2 separate regions of the Homo sapiens genome follow, and region 2 is linked to region 1. Evidence: chromatin loops called from intact Hi-C (ENCODE). Cell type or tissue: endothelial cell of umbilical vein. All regions are shown on one strand. Each heading gives the region's core, and the rest is flanking DNA. Links, peaks and the distances in the headings are about the cores only. Region 1 overlaps ANO2 (anoctamin 2). Region 2 overlaps LOC105369625 (a long non-coding RNA gene).

What was found. A loop is a pair of places that touch in the nucleus more often than their neighbours do. Peaks named below come from ENCODE experiments on the same cell type or tissue, not always from the same donor. Only the 100,000 strongest peaks of a DNase experiment are listed, where the experiment ranks them.
Region 2: a loop joins it to region 1, with 22 times the contacts of the local background. A loop is called at or near these places in 1 of 110 quality-filtered maps.

The regions. Positions count from the first base shown.
Region 1 is chr12:5,742,801-5,747,196 of GRCh38, forward strand. It overlaps ANO2 (anoctamin 2), which reads right to left. Exons shown (of 25, transcript NM_001364791.2): 12 at 1,357-1,517. Among named protein-coding and RNA genes, the nearest start is that of ANO2, 200 kb to the right of the region's middle. In endothelial cell of umbilical vein, for the core only: a CTCF peak has its summit at 2,645 (motif pointing right); a DNase peak (open chromatin) is centred at 2,821; H3K27ac peaks cover 953 bases.
Region 2 is chr12:6,283,032-6,287,427 of GRCh38, forward strand. The region is part of intron 2 of LOC105369625 (a long non-coding RNA gene); the gene reads right to left. Among named protein-coding and RNA genes, the nearest start is that of PLEKHG6, 25 kb to the right of the region's middle. In endothelial cell of umbilical vein, for the core only: a CTCF peak has its summit at 2,179 (motif pointing left); DNase peaks (open chromatin) are centred at 2,140 and 3,990; H3K27ac peaks cover 1,808 bases.

The DNA of each region.
Region 1 (4,396 bases), core at 266-4,265:
CTCCTGTTTGATAAGGAGACACAGAGCTGCCAGTGACTTCCCAGGCAACAAGCCCCAACTTCAGTGTGTTCTACCAACCCTGCCTGTGAACAGTCCCAGGAGTCTATGGTCACAATTCCATTTCCTCCTGCTCCCTGCTCCAGCTCTCGATGGGCTGAACACTGCCCGTGTGCTCCCGGGACGCAGCTGCTCTCCCTGATAATAGAGAATAGAGTGTGCCCTGGAAATTTTTATTGGTGGCCTAGCAATATGGGAATCTTTCCAATCAAGTTCTGTCTCCACCCAAGTGAAGGTCCCCACAGGGAATGGAGGAAGGTTGTGTTCTAGTTCTCCTAAGAACCACCGAGAACAGGCCTCTCCCTCTCCTCCTTCTCCTCATACGCTCAGGGACGTGTGACTCAGGGCCCATCCTGGCATATCCTCTGGGCGCCATGGAGTCAGTGATAAATCAAACAGCCTCTGCAGCAGGACTGTGGTCCTGCTGGTCTGTGATCCAATGTGCAAACCAAGGGCCTGCACATTCGGTGATGAGTAAAGGAGCAGGTGGCTACTCAGATGGGCTGACACAGGTTGACTTGGTCCCTTTTCTAATACTCATGGGTGTGTCTTCTTAGAAATGCTCAGTTACCATGGGGTGGTTATCCCGCGTTATTCCAGTTTGTGAGAATAGGCGTGTGTGTGTGTGTGTGTGTGTGTATCTGTGTGTGTTTACAGTCAGCTACCTATGGCTCAGAACAAGTTTATTACCCCATACTCTGGGAGGAAGGGAGGAGGAGAAAAATGAAGGAATTATTTTTTCCTCCACTAATCCCTTTGGTGGGAATACTGAAAGCATTACCCTGGCATTAAATATTAAATTAAACAGTGCAGGGACAGTACAGTCTACACTCATGATGCCCTAACAATCGCACTGAACAGGAGTCAGGAGACCAAATCTCAGCCCACCTTTCCCATGAGCTAACTCTGTGACCACGGCAGTCACTCCACCATTCTAAGTATTGTGCTGCACGATATCTACAATCTTACCTAAGTCAGTGCACCTGCAGGAGTCTTACAGGTGTGCTAGGAGTTTTCAAAACAGGCATTGGTTCAAATTCTGAATAAATCACACATGGGGCTAGTACATGGTTAGCATGACTACATCTGAGAGAAAACAGATAAAGACATGAAGGATATTCCTGTTTCTATTCACACATATGAGTAAAGAAAAGAAAAGTGTCATCCTTAAAATACTTCTTGTGATGGGAAGAAAAAATGCGAAAGTAAGTAACCTGAAGGGGATGAGCTTTACAGCTTGGTCACTGTGCCCATGTAAAGGAACCACCCATATAAGCAAGCCTGGTGATGGCCACATACCCCACAGAGCCATGAAGATAGAGAAGAAGACGGTGGCAGGGTTGTCAAACAGGTGGCTGGCCTGCGCGGTCCCACAGGCTGAGCTGAGGTTCCAGTAATCACAGGACTTGTCACACAGGGGACACATGGTGAAGGCATTCTGCTGGTCACACATCTCTCTGCTGCAATAGATGGAGGTTGTTGGGTCAGGTGGAGCTCAAGCATGGTCCACTCCAAGAAAAATACATCCCCCAAATAGCTCCCATTTCCAAATCTATGGTTGAGTTTTTCAACTCCATAAGTAAGGAATGTTAAAGAAGTTAGCATTGTATTCTTCACCTGGAGAGTGTTACTCATACTTTGTTCAAAAACAACAATGAAAAGATGGGATATGGAGCTCCCTGTCACTACAAGTGCCCTGGAAAGTTAGTGAGATCTGTCAGAGACATTGAGCATTAAATGATGCCTCATAAAGTCCCTTCAGAACATCTGGGGTCCATGAGGTTGGTGGAATGGGATGCATCCACAGTTGTGAATAAATCACAGCCTGAAGCTGGATTTCATCATCCATTCTTCAGTCTAGGCTGTTTTTGTAAAGCCTACTGGCTGTCTCACAAACAGGTGATACTGGTCCCAAGTAGAAACAAACACGAGTGTGTGGCTAGACCTGTGCATGCTCTCACCTCCAGAAGGAGAAGTTCTACATGGGGAAGAACGGAGTAGATCTGGGTGGAAAGCCCTTTTCTAAGAGCATGAGCTGGAGAGCCACTTGTAGAATGGAGATTAATAACCTCAACCTAATAAGAATTATTATAACCATGAAATAAGATTAGGGAGAATGAAAGAGCAAGGCAAATTCTTCCAAGATCTAGATTCTTTGATACTTGGAGCATGAACCAAATAATCTCTAATGGCCTGTATTCCAACCTATTCTTAGTGTATTTCCATTTAATGGACTGAGGAATATATTTGAAATTCCATTCATTCGTTAGCTGACTAGCTGTATCCAACAGATTTAGGCTCATATGAATGCTTGGAAATAAGAACCAAAGAATCAGCCCTGACTGACTTTCCCAATAACCCTCTATACCATACACTGATAGGAAAAATGAATGAACTCATCCCTCTGTTGTGTAATATTCTCCCAGGGAGATGGGAGGATGGTTAAGCTCATGGTTCAGGGGGAAAGGGTGGAGAACTTAAGATTTCACGAAAGCAAAGCACTGGCTGTTCTTACAGGGCAGCTGGAGACAATGATGGGGAGGCAGGGGATCCAGCACTGAGAACCACAGCTGTTTCCAACAGAAAGAAGCAGCAGAGGGCGCTAGAGAGCATGGCTCACAAGTGGGAGCCACTGCTAGGGAGAGCAAGCTGGTGCCCTGTGTGCTAAAGCCAGTGCTCAGAGGAAACCTCCAAAGCCAAAGGATGCCTGGGTCTCTTTCCCCCTTCATTAAGAAGTTGAAGGGTGGCAGATTTACTGAGGGCTGCCACTTGCTGTCAAGCCCCAGTTTCTAGGCTTCTGTTTTTAATGAGCTACTAAGTCCACAGGAAGGAAAGGCCTCCTGTGTGAGAGAATGGAAATTGTCGGTCCCTGAGGATAAACCCCAGTTCCTCCACTGACTCGCTGGCAAAGGTCAATAAAAATGACTCATCCACGTCGAAAATATTAAATAGTCATATCTTAATAATACATTCAGCTGTGCTAGTTTCACCTGGGCATGTTCTGCTGGGTGACTAGAGAGCCCAGTTTATGTCTTCTGGGTCAGACCTGTGTTTGCTATGTAGTTGAGAAGGAATTGCTATTTTCAGAGAGGAAAGTACCCCCTTAAAAAACAGATTTACACAGAAAATCACTTGTCTGTATAAATTCTAGTAAAAGACGTTCGCTTTTAAGTCACGTCCAAGAACATATGAGTTCCTCAATGCTGCTCTTCAAGTATATGTGTTAGGGACTTCATTTAACTTAGCGGTTTTTTCTTTTAAGCATGGACTGAGGAGAGACAGAAACCTAGTCAACTGAATCCTAGTTGGAACTAGTCAATGCTAAAAGGTCAGGAATGAAAAACGTATTAGCAGCCAAGCGGGTGCAAAGCACTTTGAAACCTAAGTGCTGTGTAAATTGCTGGTCTTTAAATTAGAGTGCAGGCAACTATCCATCATTTGTACAAGATGGCAGCCACCATGGTATGGATTCTCCTCAAATCATTTAAATGTGAAGTCAGAATGCTTTATATATGTATTGGGGGGTTTTTGATGTAATCAATTTTAACAGAATTCTAGAGGAATTCTGGCTAAGAATGACATCGAAATGACTTTGTATTTTGTGAGAGAGGCTGCCTCTAGACAAGCTGAAAGATGAGGGAAGCCTGCCCAGAATGGAAATCAGGTCTAGGGTATTCACTAAGCTGTACAATACACAGGTTTCTAGTGAGAAGTAACTGTGGCTATAAATCCAATGCTGTATTCCTTTGATTTATTATTTTCTCCAGAAAGCCTAAGAAGCTTGATAAACGGCTTGACAGTCCATTGAACCAAGACCCTAAAGTGAGCAATGTTCTTCAGGGTAAATCATTGCTCATGGATTAGGTGATTCAGAGCCCTGTTAGCACAACGGGAGAAGGTACAAAGAGGCAATCATTCAGGAAATTCAGACTAAACAGCTGCTATTAAGGTCTCAGACCTAAAGTAACCAATCTTTTTTCAATATGGTTTAGATTAATCAGCTTTTTAAAAAATGTCCTAGTGTTCTCTGTTCATGTAAGTGCTTAACAAATGAAATCAATCCCTTGGTGAGTAGAGACAGGGAAGTTCTATAGAGGTATCATGCACGCATGGAAGTATTACTTACAGGCTTATGCTTATATCTCACATATCAAAGTTAAATTACTGGGAATAAAAGGTATCATTTAAAGCTCCACCTCATCAATGTCAGTTTTCTGGTTTTGATGTTGTGCCGTAGTTACATAAGACGAAACCACGGGAGGAAGCTAGAAGAAGTGCACGCTGGGCCCCTCTGTACTATCTTTGCAAGTTCCTGCGCTGTGAATCTAAAATTTTTCAA
Region 2 (4,396 bases), core at 274-4,273, 540 kb after region 1:
CTTGCCTGTAGTCCCAGCTACTCGGGAGGCTGACGCAGGAGGATCACTTGAGCCCAGGAGGTTGAGGATGCAGTGAGCTATGTTTGTGCCACGGCACTCCAGCCTGGGCAACAGAGTGAGACTCTGCTGCAAAAACAAAACAAAACAAAACAAAAAAACAAAAAAAGGAATCTTCCCAGTGTCCATCAGCAGATGAGTGGATAAACAAAATGCTACATACAGTGGAATATTATTCAGCCTTAAAAAGGAAGGAAATTCTGACACATGCTATAACATGAATGAACAGTGAGGACATTATGCAAAGTGAAATAAGCCAAGGACAAGCACTGTATGATTCCACTTAGCATCGTCAAGATCACAGAGACAGAAGTAGAATGGCGGTTGCCCGGGGGAGAGGAGAATGGGGGGTTATTGTTTAATGGGTTCAGACTTTCAGCTTGGCAAGGTGCAAAGAGTTCTGGAAATAGGTTGCACTGCAGTGTGAACGCATTTAGCACAACTGAAATGTACCCTTAAAAATGGTTAAGATGGGGCCAGGCATAGTGGCTCACGCCTGTAATCCTAGCACTTTGGGAGGCTGAGGCGGGTGGATCACCTGAAGTCAGGAGTTTGAGGCCAGCCTGACCAACCTGGAGAAACCCCATCTCTACTAAAAATACAAAATTAGCTGGGCATGGTGGCGCATGCCTGTAATCCCAGCTACTCAGGAGGCTGAGGCAGGAGAATCACTCGAACCCAGGAGGCGGAGGTTGTGGTGAGCGGAGATCACGCCATTGCACTCCAACCTGAGCAACAAGAGCGAAAGTCCGTCAAAAAAAAAAAAAAAAAAAAACGTTAGGATGGTACATTTTATGTTGTTTTTTTTTGCCATTATTAAAAAGAAAAACCCATAAATTAGCTCAAGTTTCTTTCTCCCTTGCTTTTACTTTTTGGTTCTTTGAGAGGAAGTCTTGCTCTGTCGCCCAGGCTGCAGTGCAATGGCGTGATTTCGGCTCACTCTGCCTCCCGGGTTCAAGTGATTCTCCCGCCTCAGCTTTCACCATGTCGGTCAGGCTGGTCTCGAGCTCCTGACCTCAGGTGATCCACCTGCCTTGGCCTCCCAAAGTGCTGAGATTACAGGCGTGAGCCACTGGCCCAGCCTCTCCCTTGTTTTAAACTCCACGATGGTGTACTGTTTCCCTTAGAATAAAGTCTGAATTACTGACCTGGCCTAGAAAGCCCTGCTGACTGCACCCCCTGCCCAGCCAGGCCGGGCTCTCCCTCCCTGAAGACAGTCCCGGCTTCACCTTGAGCTAATATGCTGTTTCCTCGGACAGGCCTCCCCTAGCCAGTGTACCTGCAGGTTTCCCCACCGTCTCTGCTGTGCCCTGTTCATTTCTTTGGAGCACAGTTCCCAGTGTGTAGCTACACGCTTGTGTGTTTAGTGTCTATCTCCAACCCCCACGACCGCCGTCACCACCTCCTCCAGGCATGAAGCCCCCCGAAGGCAGGAACCAACGCTGCTTGGTCGCCAGACTGTCCTCAGCACCCAGCACAGCTCTGGACATGTCCTTGGTGCCTTCCACATCTTTGCTGATGAATGGGTGAGGCTCTCTCTCAGTGCAGCAACAGCGCAGAGCTGGACACTCCAGGAACTGAACCCCAGCCTCACCACTTCCTAGCTGTGTGACCCGGGCAATCTTTAGCCTCTTTGAACTTCAGGCTCTTCATTGGTAAAATGGAGACATCTTGCAAGGTAGTTTGAGGCTTGTATTAAATAACCTATAAAAAGTGTTTTCCCCTGGTCAACCAACTGGTCCCTAACATCACTGTATTCTACCCCTTCAAGGGGATACTACTACTTAGGCAATAATTCTTGACTTTTGGTGGGAGAAGACGGTCACATACACCTTTGAGAACTTGATTACAACTATAAACTACCTCTAGATAGAGGTATATACACTTACTCAGACATATATATATAAATTCTGAGGTTCACTGACCATAAAAAGTCCTACCATGGTTGCCAGGTTAAGAACCCTGAATGTAAGGAAAGAAACGAAATTAATGTGGTTAAAGAGCTGAAAGCTCTTTGGGTAGCCGTCAAGAATACGTGGAGAAGAATAGGAACGCCAGACCCAGGGGGGTCCAAGGCTGGCGTCCCTAGTGCCACAGTGCCCTCTGGTGGTAGATCATAATCATTGCTGCGTACTCCCAGGCCAGAGGAAGAAATGTAGGACTCGGAAAATGCCGGAGTCCACTCTGTCTCCCCTCAAGCCTCCAGATTTGTACACCCATCTGTCCTTCAGTCATCTTCCCCACAGCCCATCTCTTAGGAATTTGATATCTCTTAAGGCAGTGAAATGTTTCTCAGAGTGAGGCCCAAGGACAGTTTACTCAACAGGTCCTCAGGTAGACAGATAGTTTCAGAGGACAAAGTGATCAACAATTTTGTTCCTCTACTTTTCACAGATCTGAAAAATGACAGCGATTATGGCTGTGACAGAAATATCATTACGTTCTAATAATGATTATGTTTTTAATAATTATTACAATCTTAAAATTGGCACAAGGGGTTTCCAGGACTGCTTGAATTACCTTGACTAATCCTTTTGTTGGCTTGTTTGTTTTTTGAAACAGGGTCTTACTCTGTTGCCCAGGCTGGAGTGCAGAGGCTCAGTCTCAGCTCACTGCAGCCTCAACCTCCGGGGCTCAAGAGATCCTCCCACCTCAGCCTCCCAAGTAGCTGGGACCACAGGCATGTACCACCATGCCTGGCTAATTTTATTTTTTGTGGGGACAAGGTCTCACTATGTTTCCCAGGCTGGTCTCCAACTCCTGGGCTCAAGCAATCCTCCTACCTCAGCCTCTCAAAGTGCTGGGATTACAGGCATGAGCCACTGTGCCCAGCCACCTGGGCTAATCTTATTTTCCATCCTATGCATGTTGTTGTTTATATTTTAAAATATGCTTTATGCATTCATATGCTTGTGCAATATCTGCAAATTACAAAAGTTATTAAATGGCTCAAAAGTGCTTCACTGACTCATCAGAGTAGCAATGAAAATGAAAATATACATCTGACAGCTCAGAATAATGTCATCCACATAAACAGTGAACAGGATTTCACTGGGAATATAAAATAGCTGTATGTGCTAGGAAGAAGGAAAAATGTAAATGATTATTTAGCCCAAGCAGCAAAGAGAAACTGTAGAGAAGAGCTACCTCAGAGAGTATCTAGAAACTGGGTTTTACTGGCTATTCACTCCTTGTCCTCAGTGAATTATCTGCTATGAAATGTCAGATCTTGGCTCGAAGTCATCAGATCTTTTGTATCAGTCACAATCAGAGTCTACTGATTTATTTTTTTTTCCAGAATAAGCAGAAAGCAACATTTCCCAGAATAAAAATTTAATTTTGTGCAAGAATATAGCATATCCTTCAAAACTGCCCTCACTCTTACAGCTGCAAGTCACTGGATGGCAAAGAAGTCAGACAAACCAGCTGGGAGGTTAATGACATTAATACTTACAGAGAAGCAGTTTTATCAAATGCCACTGTTGCATGTCACATAACCATGGCAACCAGCACACAAGAGCAATCACCATGATGTGTATGTACTAGCAGAGTCCTTTTTTTTTTTTTTTTTTTGAGACGGAGTCTCGCTCTGTTGCCCAGGCTGGAGTGCAGTGGTATGATCTCAGCTCACTGCAACCTCCAAGTGATTCTCCTGCCTCAGCCTCCTGAGTAGCTGGGATTACAGGCGCGTGCCACCATGCTTGGCTATTTTTTTTTTTTTTTGTATTTTTAGTAGAGATGGGGTTTCACCATGTTGGCCAGGCTGGTCTTGAACTCCTGACCTCATGATCCGCCCACCTCGGCCTCCCAAAGTGCTGGGATTACAGGCGTGAGCCACCGCGCCCAGCGAGAGTCCTCTTTATGGCTGCAAAACTCCTGATGTACAGACTGAAATGGCTTTTGTGTGACTCAGGCTGCAGTCATGAAGGACACATTCCTTTCAACATGGTCTTGTGGAAACAGGCAGCATGTACAAGGGAATGCTTCCCCATCACTCCAACGCCCCACCCCACACACACACCATGAGCTACTCTGACCCTAGAGAGCAAAGGTGAACTGCGTTTTGTTTTAATTTGGCATTTTAATTGAGATACAATTCACATAATTTAAAAGTCACCATTTTAGGCCAGGCGTGGTGACTCATGCCTGTAATCCCAGCTCTTTGGGAGGCCGAGGTGGGCGGATCATGAGGTCAGGAGTTGGAGACCATCCTGGCTAACACGGTGAAACCCCGTCTCTACTAAAAATACAAAAAATTAGCCAGGCATGGTGGTGGGCACCTTGTAGTCCCAGCTACTTGGGAGGCTGAAGCAGGAGAATGGCGTGAACCCGGGAGGCG